Linked DNA regions of Homo sapiens: region 1 is linked to region 2. A link is an interaction called in ENCODE POLR2A ChIA-PET data of the cell type or tissue named here. Cell type or tissue: MCF 10A. All regions are shown on one strand. Each heading gives the region's core, and the rest is flanking DNA. Links, peaks and the distances in the headings are about the cores only. Region 1 has its middle 17 kb from the start of MIR4452. Region 2 overlaps PTPN13 (protein tyrosine phosphatase non-receptor type 13).

Region 1 (5,392 bases), core at 200-5,199, 65 kb after region 2:
AAGTACTAGAATTACAGACATGAGCCACCATGCCTGGCCCAACTCTTGAACTTTTTGAACAGGATAGTTATGCAATCAAAGTAGAAGTTAGAAGTAAGAGTCAATTTAGAAAGGATCGAGTGGGGATATTTACCAGAGATGGGAAAGCCTTTCAGGGGAGAACAGTAGTGATCCAAGAAGGAAGTGGTAAATGTCCAAATTAAGATGATAAAAATTAGAATAGGGAAAAATGAATGATCCAACAAGAATTGCAAAAGAAGAAACAGTTTATATTTCTTCCAACTAGATTGTCTGTTTTCTGGGAGCAAGTCCTCTGTCTGCTTCTTGTCTCCCCAATACACTGTACATTGCTTGACATAGAAAAGTGTTTTATAATGAATAAATAACCTCCTTAATTATCTGTTTCATCTACTTTCATATTGTCTGCTTTTAAGTAATTAAGTCTTAACAATTAGACTATTACTCAATCACCTTCTCTTCTCATTTCTCCCTCATATATATAGAGAGAGCCAGCACAGCTAATTTTTCATAAGAAACAGATCTCAATAACACCAGAATAGTTCTTCATTCACTGTAAATCAACAAGGGAAGCAAGAATGAACAGTTGATTGTAGATAAGAGGAAGGAGGTTTTGGAGAATTGCTCTCAGTAAGAAATGAAAGAGCTTTTGAAACTAGGTTCAAATAATGTCGAAAACACATGAGAGTCTGGACTATTAACACATTATAGAATAATTTTTTGAAATACTACCACTACTTCTAATAAGCATTATATTACTCACATTTTAGCATAAGAACTTATAATACACAGCAACTGACAGAGTCTTGCAGGACAGGGATCCCCATCCCCCAGGCCATGGATCATTATGGGTCCATGGCCTGTTAAGAACTGGGCTGGAGCATTACCACCTGAGCTCTGCCTCCTGTCACATCAGCAGTGGCATTAGATTCTCATAGGAGCATGAACCCTACTGTGAACGGTGCATGTGAGGAATCTAGGTTGTACACTCCTTAGGAGAATCCAATGCCTGATGGTCTGACATGAAATAGTTTCATTCCCCCTACTCCCGCATTCATGGAAAAAATTGTTTTCCACAAAACTGGTCCCTGGTGCCAAAAAGGTTGTGAACTGTTGACCTAGGAGATTGAACAGGGATTGTAATACATGTGAGCAGGATTTCCTATGCTTTGCTCTATTTCTGACATGGACTCTATAGTGGCAAACACGCTTCATTCCTTGCACAGCTCATTAAATATATTTCATCATGTCCTAGGACTGCACAGGAAAGAATCCATTAACTGTATGAAAATGATTTTAAGTCTCTTTATTTTGAACTGAGAATAATGTCCCAAGATTCCTATCCTGGGGTCAAAAAGGATTATTGCACAGTTTTTGCCTCTGTTTTGCAATGCTAAGTTTATAGCTTACTGCATCACTTAAATAAGGGAATTGCCAATGTATTACTACTTAACTACTTTAGATTAGCTGTTAGAGAGATAAGGGTGATGAATGGTGCTTAGCCCCAGTGGCGAAATTGACCTGGTTTCACGCTTTCAGATAGAACCAGCAGGTTTATCAACTACTCCCTAAAATAAATATTTGGGAGTATGTGACAAAGGAGTGTAACTAATTCTATACAAACCTTTAAACAAGAATTCCATTATAAGTTGCAATAAATATTGAAAGAAGATAGATCTCTTATTTGAAAACTGTCTTCTAAGGCAAATACAGCATATTTCCATTTTAAAAAGAAGAGATTATTTTGTAACATCCAACCTGTAGGGGCACACACTGGTAGACTTTGGAAAATACTGAAAATATCCACCAATTGAGGTTTGCTAACGAGTCTCACTCTGACTCTGAACCTTGGAGTAAATTATTTTTCTATATTGAAAAGTCTTGTCATTTTCGTTAAAGTGCGTTTGTATGTTTACATATAAAGTAATGTGTGTAAAATTTAACAACTTTAAGTTCACCATGATTTAATTTAGCAGAATTTTGAAGCAAAATGGTTACTGCTGAAATTAAATGATTAGTAATATTCTATTTTTATTTTATTTTTTGTCTTTACAATACAACATGATATTTAGTGATTAGTAATATCCTAAATTAAAAAAAATTGACTGGTTTTATAAGGAAGGTGAGTGACTATTTTCTTTTCTTTTTTTTTTTTTTGAGACAAAGTCTTGCTCTGTTGCCAGGCTGGAGTGCAGTGTTGCAATCTCGGCTCACTGCAATCTCTGCCTCCCAGGTTCAAGCGATTCTCCTGCCTCAGCCTCCCCAGTAGCTGGGATTACAGACACGTGCCACCACACCCAGCTAATTTTTGTATTTTTAGTAGAGACGGGGTTTCACCATGTTGGCCAGGATGGTCTCGATCTCTTGATCTCCTGACATAGTGATCCTACTGCCTTGGCCTCCCGAAGTGCTGGGATTAGAGGCATGAGCCACCACGCCTGGCCGGTGAGTGACTATTAAGACTAAAACAAAATATTTAAGTAGTATAGTTTGAAAACTGAAGGTATATTTTTGCCTTTCCTCTCTTCACCCTTTCCTGAAATGTAATCTTTGCATTGCATTTTATACAAATTATCCAAAATAGAGCAGGGGAAACAAGAGAGTTCATTGTGGAGAAAGAGAGACTATTTGCTGGTATTATTATTGAGTACAATTTAATAGAGTAAGGTATCATAAGAAAACCAAACAGCATAAGGAATCCAAGCTTGGAATAAATCTTAAAACAGAGATATCTCTCAATAGCATCTTCACCTAGACAAGGCAAATTAAACATAATTTTTTAAATTATAGGATTTTTAGATTTTTTTTTTTTGGAAAGATAGCCTTATCTCCTCCAAAAAAGTTGCTAGTCACGTAGGGTATAGAACAGCAAAACCGTTGGATTTGGTTAAACCTAAACATAAATTTTTGGGGATGTCTCAAGAAGAAAAGGAAAAATAATGTATATTATTTTTCATTTTGCTTCAGTAGCAGACATTTGCCATTGAACTCCAATGGAAAAAAATATGCAAGTTTACTTTAGCCATTAACATGAGGTATAATGCAATAGCAGAGAAACTAGTTGTAACTGGATTTATAGCAGGTCTTCAGTTCACAAAGAACACAAGCCTGAACAAGCCATCATGAGTCACTTAATGAGGTGGTATCATAATAATATTACCATCAAGATTTCTAGGTGAATGGCTTCCGTGGACCCTAGAATGTCCCCATGAATGATCTGATACAGCATGCTACACATTTCTGGAAAGTTTTTTTTTTTTTTCCTGAAAGTTTTATATCTAATTGCAAGTAATGCATACTCTAATTTCTTCAGGGTACCAACCTGTACATTTAGTTGCAACATGTCAAAATTATGTCAAAAATTCATTTTGTAGCAAAGAAGAAAGCAATAAAATAAATTCTCAAAGAGGCAATATAAACTTCTCAGAGTGAAAAAGTAATTCAACTTAGCAATGTTGCTAAACAAGAAACATTTTCTGTTGAGAATGTTGAAACATTGATACTGATAGGAAAGAGAAATGAAGACGCCAACAACATGTTTATCTGTGAGCCGTTTTGAAGCTCACACTAAATGTGTCTCTGATTTATTCTACGTCATTGGGCAAATCTCATACTAATCTCTTTTTGTCTCCATTTCCTCAACTATAAAGAGGGAATAATAATACCAACCTGCCTCAGAGGGGTGTGGTGAGAATTAATTAAGGCCCATAAAGAGTTTCGAAGGCCAAAGATGAAAGACAGCATACTAAGTACAAAGCCTCGTCTTTAGCACTGAATTTGATGGAATATAAAAACTTGTCTATTGATGGAAAATTTCTCAAACATCAAATAAGAATATACTTTCTTGAATTTATGTGACTTAAATTTATGAATTTGTTCATAAATGTGTTTTATTTAGGTATCCTATATTTAATTTTTCAGCCTGGGCTAATAGAAGAGAACACTAATTTGAAAATTAAAATTATGGCCAGTTAAAATTGAAAATATGTATTTTTAATTTACTTTTTGTTTCACCTCTGTATGTATTAGTAAACTAATTAGGTGTTTGTTGCAGAAGAATGACAGACTAGAATTGCTTCTTGGGGGTACATAAAAGAATAAACCATTTAATTTCTTGCAACCATTTAGCATCAATATACCAATGATTCAGTTTAGAATAAAGATATTATTAACTTCTACCTAAGTCAGGGCACTAAATGTGGGAAAGTATGTTTCTCTAAACTACCTGAATTTAGGAGCCAACAGAAGGAGTGTATATAAAAACAGAAATTTCATTTTCAGAAATATGACTCCTGTTGCACTCCCAATGGCATACGGAGTTTCTTGAGTGCTAACTGACTAATATGAAAACAGAAAATATTATGATGAGTCAGTCACCTCTACACTCTATATTAGGAAAAAATATTAGTTGCCTACTTTTGGCTGAAACTAAACAGTATTTTGGTGTCATTAAATACAACATCTAGTGCTGAGGAAATGAACAATTTACCCTTCAAAATATTATTAAATTTATCAGTAATTTGTAAATGATTACAACTAGAGCCAGTAAGATTCTTGATATATTATTTCCTAATTGATTGCTCAGTTGGACAAAATCTTGGATGACATAAATTAACAATGAAACTGTTGTGCCTTAGAGTTCTACTTTTCTTAGATTTTAAAAAAATACACTAGTTTTTAGTGACAGTCAGTAGTCTTTCCTTATGTCAGTACATGGGAACAATTCATTACTGATGTTTATTTTGCCTTGGGTTGGGCTGTAAAAGTACTCTATAATAACATAACTTGGGAGGTTGTTATTTTATTATATCTTACACTGGTTGTGGTCAAGAAAAAGAGACTGGAAAACAGGAAGTAATATATCTTTACAACATTTACCATTGCCATTTAACAAAAGATTTAGTTTCACTTCAGTTAGAATTTCACTAATGGTCCACTTCATATTTCTTTTTTACTCATTTTTTTTTAATCCCAAATTTTGAATGTAAACATTAAATGTCAAGATTGATAGCCATGGAATTAACCAGCTTAATTTTGGTTAGAAGATGAATGATTCACTGCTTTCTTGTCTGAAGAGTAGGAAGAGCATTGTATTTAAAATGGCTCTGTCCCAGAGGGCAAATCTTATGGGTTTCACTGCCCAGCCCACTCAGAAAAATAAAACTTGGGGAAGTTACAACAGAATATAAACTGAGCATGGAATTGTAAGGACATCTTAGAACCTGTTTTCTTGCCAGTGCTATAAAAATGGTTCTCATTTTTCACATTATTAAATTTAAAATTTTAAACATTTTAAGATTCTAGGAGATACTTTCCAGGTTATCATTTGGTTTAGTTACCCTTTTTCATCTAAGACTCGAAAGGGCTCCACGAA
Region 2 (5,392 bases), core at 235-5,234:
TTTAACCCATTTTTAAGTGTATAGTTCAGTAGTGTTAAATATATTCACATCGTTATTGAACAGACCTCTGGAACTTTACCTTGTAAAACTGAAATGCCCTTGGTAACCAACTTTGTACTTTCTGTTTCTATGATTTTGACTATTTTAGATATTTCATATGAGTGGAATCATTTAGTACTTGTCCTAAATGACTAGCTTATTTTGCTTCACATAATGTCCTCAAGGTTCATCCATGTTATAGCATGTGACAGGATTTCCTTCTTTTTTAAGGCTGCAAAATATTTTACCATATATGTATATACCACATTTTCTGTATCCATTCACCTGTTTAGAACATTTGGGGTTGTTTCCAGTTCTTGGCTATTACACATAATGCTGTGATGAACATGGGTATGCAGATATCTCTTTGAGATCCTGCTTTGAATTATTTTGGATATACAGCTGACCCTTGAGTAACGTAGGGGTTGGGGGAACTGACCCTCTGTGCAGTTGAAAATCCACATATAACTTTTTATTCCCCTAAAACTTAAGGTTCAACTGTATACCCAAAAGTGGAATTGCTAAATCATATGGTAATTGTATTTTTAATTTATTCAGGATTACTGTTTTTCATAGTAGCTGCACCATTTTACATCCCCACCAACAATGCAAAGAGTTCCAGCATCTTTGCACTCTCACTAATAAAAGCACTATTAGAGGTGTAGAAGATTAAGGGTTCATCTCCCTAATACAAAATACATTAATATTTCTTTCCATTAGAAGTAGTTATAGATCAGGTAGTAGAGAAAAAATATTATTGCCTAATATAGTTACAAAAAACTAAGAAAGAATAGGAATTTTAAGAGAAAAAGGAATAAAGCTCAGTGAAGTTTTAATTGGATGTTGCCACAAGGTAGAAACAGCATGTATCTAAATGTTTTTGTTGCAGTTGGAGCAATGTTTAGTATTTGTCAACTTTTCCATTATGCTTTCCCTGTGAAAGAAGATAAACTAAAATAAACACAAGTCTAAATTGCCTTTCTGGGCCTCTGGTTCATGTCAACTACTTATCTAAATAGAAATCATGTATGCCTAGTCCCTGCTTTCAAAGGACAGCTTCAAAGAATAAGAAGAAAAACTCTGGAATTCTTCAGTCCCTCTCTGCATCATTTAAACTTAGGAGAAAAGTAAAACCAGGGGGGAAATCTCTAATTTCACATTTGTTCTTTCTCTTCACCAACTGGAAGGTACCAACAGAAAACAATGCAATGGTAGAATTTTGATGTTGAGTATTGTCTTTCTACAACACCTTTCCTCGCTACCTACAGACTTATGTTAAGATCATTGCTTTAGGATACTGCTGATCTTCCTAAATTACATAGACTTAAAATGTCTACTGGACAGCAACCAAAGGAAACAAATACGGATAAAACACAAAAGATCAAGTAAAAATTCATATTTGTCCTTTACATTGTAAAAAATAGTGTGCTAAGCAGCATTCTGCGATTGCCCTCAAGATTCCTTTCACGTTGTAAACTGCCTACGTAGTGGGGCATATCGCAAGGACCTAAGGGTGGCCTCTAGGAGCCAAAAGTGTATCCCAGCCAACGACCAGGAAGAAAAGGTCCTACAATCACAAGGACTGAATTCTACCAACAAGCCTTTAGACTTCAGGACCATGAGTCTGGGACTAAAAGTTGAATAGGTGTGGTGTGGTACCAGACATTAAACACACACACATACACACAAAAAAATAAGCAAACAAAAACAAACTAAAAATATCTAGCAGGTGAGAGGATAAATCAATGATTATAATATATATTGTGTTAAATATCATAATGGTTCAAAGTGCCATGGGATTCCAAAAAGGGTATTTAATTAGACCAGAAAGGAAGATTTTAGAAATGATTCCAAGGTTGGGATGAGGGAGGAGGGTGTAAGTAAGAAGAAGGTAGATAAAGAAGATATAAGGGGGTTATAGTTAAGGCCTTCCAGGTAGGGGAAATAACCTGTATTAAGAGAGAGACAAGAAACAGTAGGAGGTATTCAAATTCTGTAGACTATCCAGAGAAGGGGAAGAGAAGACAAGAGATGAAGCTAAGTGGTAAATACCAGTCAGATCATGAAAGTTCCAAGATATAGGAGGAGGTGGGTAAGCAATAGGTAAAGTCACAAAGATTAGAGAGTGATTACCTTTCCAATGATACTTCATCTGGTCTGCTGAAGTCAAAGGGAAAGGAGCATGTTTCATGTTTAGAGATGGAAATGTTAGGTGGAGGACTTCTTGTCTAATGGCCTCATTCATTGGCTTAGTGAGGTAGTCCTCATGACCTATTTCAAATGCTTCATATACCTGCCCATGTGCTTATATATACCCTCAAAGAATGGCTTTCACTGTGTATTCAGGAATCTGTAGCTCCCCAGGTAGGTCCCATACACAATAATGTTAAAGAACCATTGCATTTTTGGATAAAGCTTTTTTGTTGCTTTTTAGAGTCAGGTTCTGACTATGTTAACCAGATTGGAGTACAGTGGCTATTCACAGGCATGATCATGGCACACTGCATTCTCAAACTCTTGGCCTTAAGCAATCCCGCCTCAGCCTCCCAAGTAGCTGCAACTATAGGCATGCCACTGCACCCAGCTTTTGGATAAAGCTTTAACCCTCAATTCCAATAGCTCCTATGATGTTAATCAATTCTAAGATGAGCAGTCAATGCCAGACTTTCCTAATTACTCAGAGGTCAGCTAGTTGAATACTTCCTTACCATGCTCATCCTTGATTTTAGCAACTGAACTAACTATTCAACAAAGGGCTATTTTGAGTGGTGCCCTTTTAAGTCTACAAAACTAGAAAACTAAACAAAGCAAAGGGACTATTAGAGCTGCAGAGCTCAGGTACTATAGAATCATATATCATCTTATAATGAGAGCACTGGTCCCTGGGTATTCTCTTTTTGGCTGTCCCTTGAGCCAGAGATCAGATCCTCAGCTTTTTCTTGGTTGCATTTAGCAACCAACAAATAAGTAGAGAGAAGTCAAAGATTTGCTTGGAGGATACTGCAGAAAGAGAGTTGAGAGTTGTGGCAGGAGTTATTGTGGGGAAGGATTATGGGGTCTATGCAGTATAAAAAAGAAAATAAAGCTACAAGAGAGTCAAATAAATTGTAAAAGAATGGAACGATCCACCAACTAGATTATTAATTCCTTCATTTATTTAAATATTTGTTACAACTATTATGTGCTATGCATTGATAGGTGCTAGGTTTTTATTCAATCAATTAACAAATATTTATTATTTACTATGAGCCAGGCACTGTTTTAAGTACTGAGGAGATAAGAGTGAATAAACTAGACAAAAATAACTGGTCCTATGGAGAAGACAGACAATAAATAAGTACAATAACTAGAATATCGTATGGTAATAAATGTGATGGAGGAAAATAACTAAGAAGGAGGCCTAGGGAATAGCAGGAAAGTCAGAAAGTAGACATTTAAAATATAACAATCAAGGAAGCCCTCACTGAGAGTTTGTCATTTGAGCAAAGTTCTAAAGGAGGTGAGAGAGTGAGATGTGCATATACATAGGAAAGAACATTCTGGGCAGAAAGTAAAGAATTTGGATCATAATTCCAAAAGACAGAATCCTGAAAGTCATAATCCCAAATGTTGAAATCTCAAAAGATCAAAATCCCTAAAGTCTAAAATTCTGAAAATCACAATCACAGGATAGTTGCATCGTGTTAGGTGAAACTATTGCCTGGTTATTGTCTTTATTTGGAAATGAGTTATGGTTTGAGGAGATGCATATGAATGCCAAGTTGACAAGGAGTAGACTTGTGGATTTAATTTTAGGTGTCAGCTTAATTGGATTAAGGAATATCTAGAAACCTGGTAAAGCATTATTTTGGGTGTGTCTGTGAGGGGGTTTCCAGAGATTAGTATGTGAGTCTGAGTGGAGTGGGTAGAGAAAATCTTCCCTCAATATTGGCAGGCACCATCCAATTAGTCAGGGGCCTGGATAGGACACACACAGAAGGTGAACTGGTCTCTCTCTGAGAACTGGAACAAACTTTTCTTCCACTGCCTTGGACATCAGAACTGCATACCTGCCTGTCTTTAGACTCCATGACTTACACCAGCAGACCCCCGGGAGGTTTTCAGCCTCTGAATGAGTTACACCATCAGCTTCCCTGGTTCTCAACATAAAAACATTGAGACATTGAGCTCCCAAACTGGTAGCTGTGGGACAGGTGGGAAGTGATCAGATTCTGGAAATATCTTGAAGGAAGGGCCAAAAGTTTTTGTTGATATTGATGCTCTTTGCCCTAAGAAATTGGCAGGAGGGAGTTACCATTAACTAAGACAGGAAGCCTGTGAAAGGAGTTGGTTTGGAGGGAAAGTTTCAGAGTTTGATTTTGTATGTTATGTTTGCAATGCTGATTAGACATTCAAGTGAAGATGCTAAGTAGGTAACTGAATATATGCGGTGGGCATAAACATTTAGAATAGTCAACATATAGATTGTATTTTAAAGCCCTGAAATTTCATGAGACTCTAAAGTAGTACACACAGATAGAAGAGACATCCAAGGACAGAGAGATGAAGACTAACAAGAAAAGAAGACTAAGTGGCTTTGCCCCAAAACCACCTCTTCTAGAGAGCCCTGATTATCTCAGAATAGGTTTGGCTTTTAAATAGCATTTGTTGAAATGAGGATTCAAACAAGGTCTATACACTGTATATCTCTTTTAATCTAAAACAGTAATCCCTTCGTTATTGGTTATATTTTTAAAGTTCAACTTTTTTCCTTTCATTTTAAGACCTAGAGTCCCATCATTAGAAACAAATGAAGTAAATTCACAGCAAATAGGTAAAGTTTTACTACCCTTCGTTAACATACATTAAAAGGGGCTTTATGTACTTAGTTATTACCAAAGACTCTCCATAAGCTCGTATTCTGTAATTATCTCTCTCAAAACTACAGTATGTTTTTAAAGAATTAGCCTTTATTAAATTAGCAGAAAAATCTAAGCTACAGTAAATGATAAAAAGTAAAATTGATAATTTATGTTCACACTGATTTACAGAGCACAAAATAAGGGCAATGGTCTTATTCTCCATATTCTATCAGTCTGAAGATAAATGTAACAGAATTTTACTAATTTGTGTGGTAATTACTCAGTGTGCAATTCAGAAGGAAGAAAACACAGGGGGTTGTAATGATAACTCAAATGACCTTTTGGAGAAACAAAGCAGAGAAGTTTTTAGCAAAGAATAATGTTTATTTAAGGTTCTGTCTGTTATGGATTCTATTATAAACAGTGAACTATATATCTTATTAAGGTCATTTAAAATGTATTAAGGACAGAACTCGACACATTTGATACTGCTTATTGGGTTATTGCTACTG

Evidence for each region. ChIA-PET counts read pairs that join two places held together with the same protein. Peaks named below come from ENCODE experiments on the same cell type or tissue, not always from the same donor. Only the 100,000 strongest peaks of a DNase experiment are listed, where the experiment ranks them.
Region 1: POLR2A ChIA-PET joins it to region 2 with 5 read pairs; 2 of 35 experiments call an interaction of 5 or more read pairs at or near these places.

Annotation. Positions count from the first base shown.
Region 1 is chr4:86,556,721-86,562,112 of GRCh38, reverse strand. It overlaps a transcript of MAPK10 not described here. Among named protein-coding and RNA genes, the nearest start is that of MIR4452, 17 kb to the right of the region's middle. In MCF 10A, for the core only: no CTCF peak of the experiment used is centred there; a DNase peak (open chromatin) is centred at 3,122.
Region 2 is chr4:86,621,904-86,627,295 of GRCh38, reverse strand. The region is part of intron 1 of PTPN13 (protein tyrosine phosphatase non-receptor type 13); the gene reads right to left. Among named protein-coding and RNA genes, the nearest start is that of PTPN13, 30 kb to the right of the region's middle. In MCF 10A, for the core only: no CTCF peak of the experiment used is centred there; no DNase peak of the experiment used is centred there.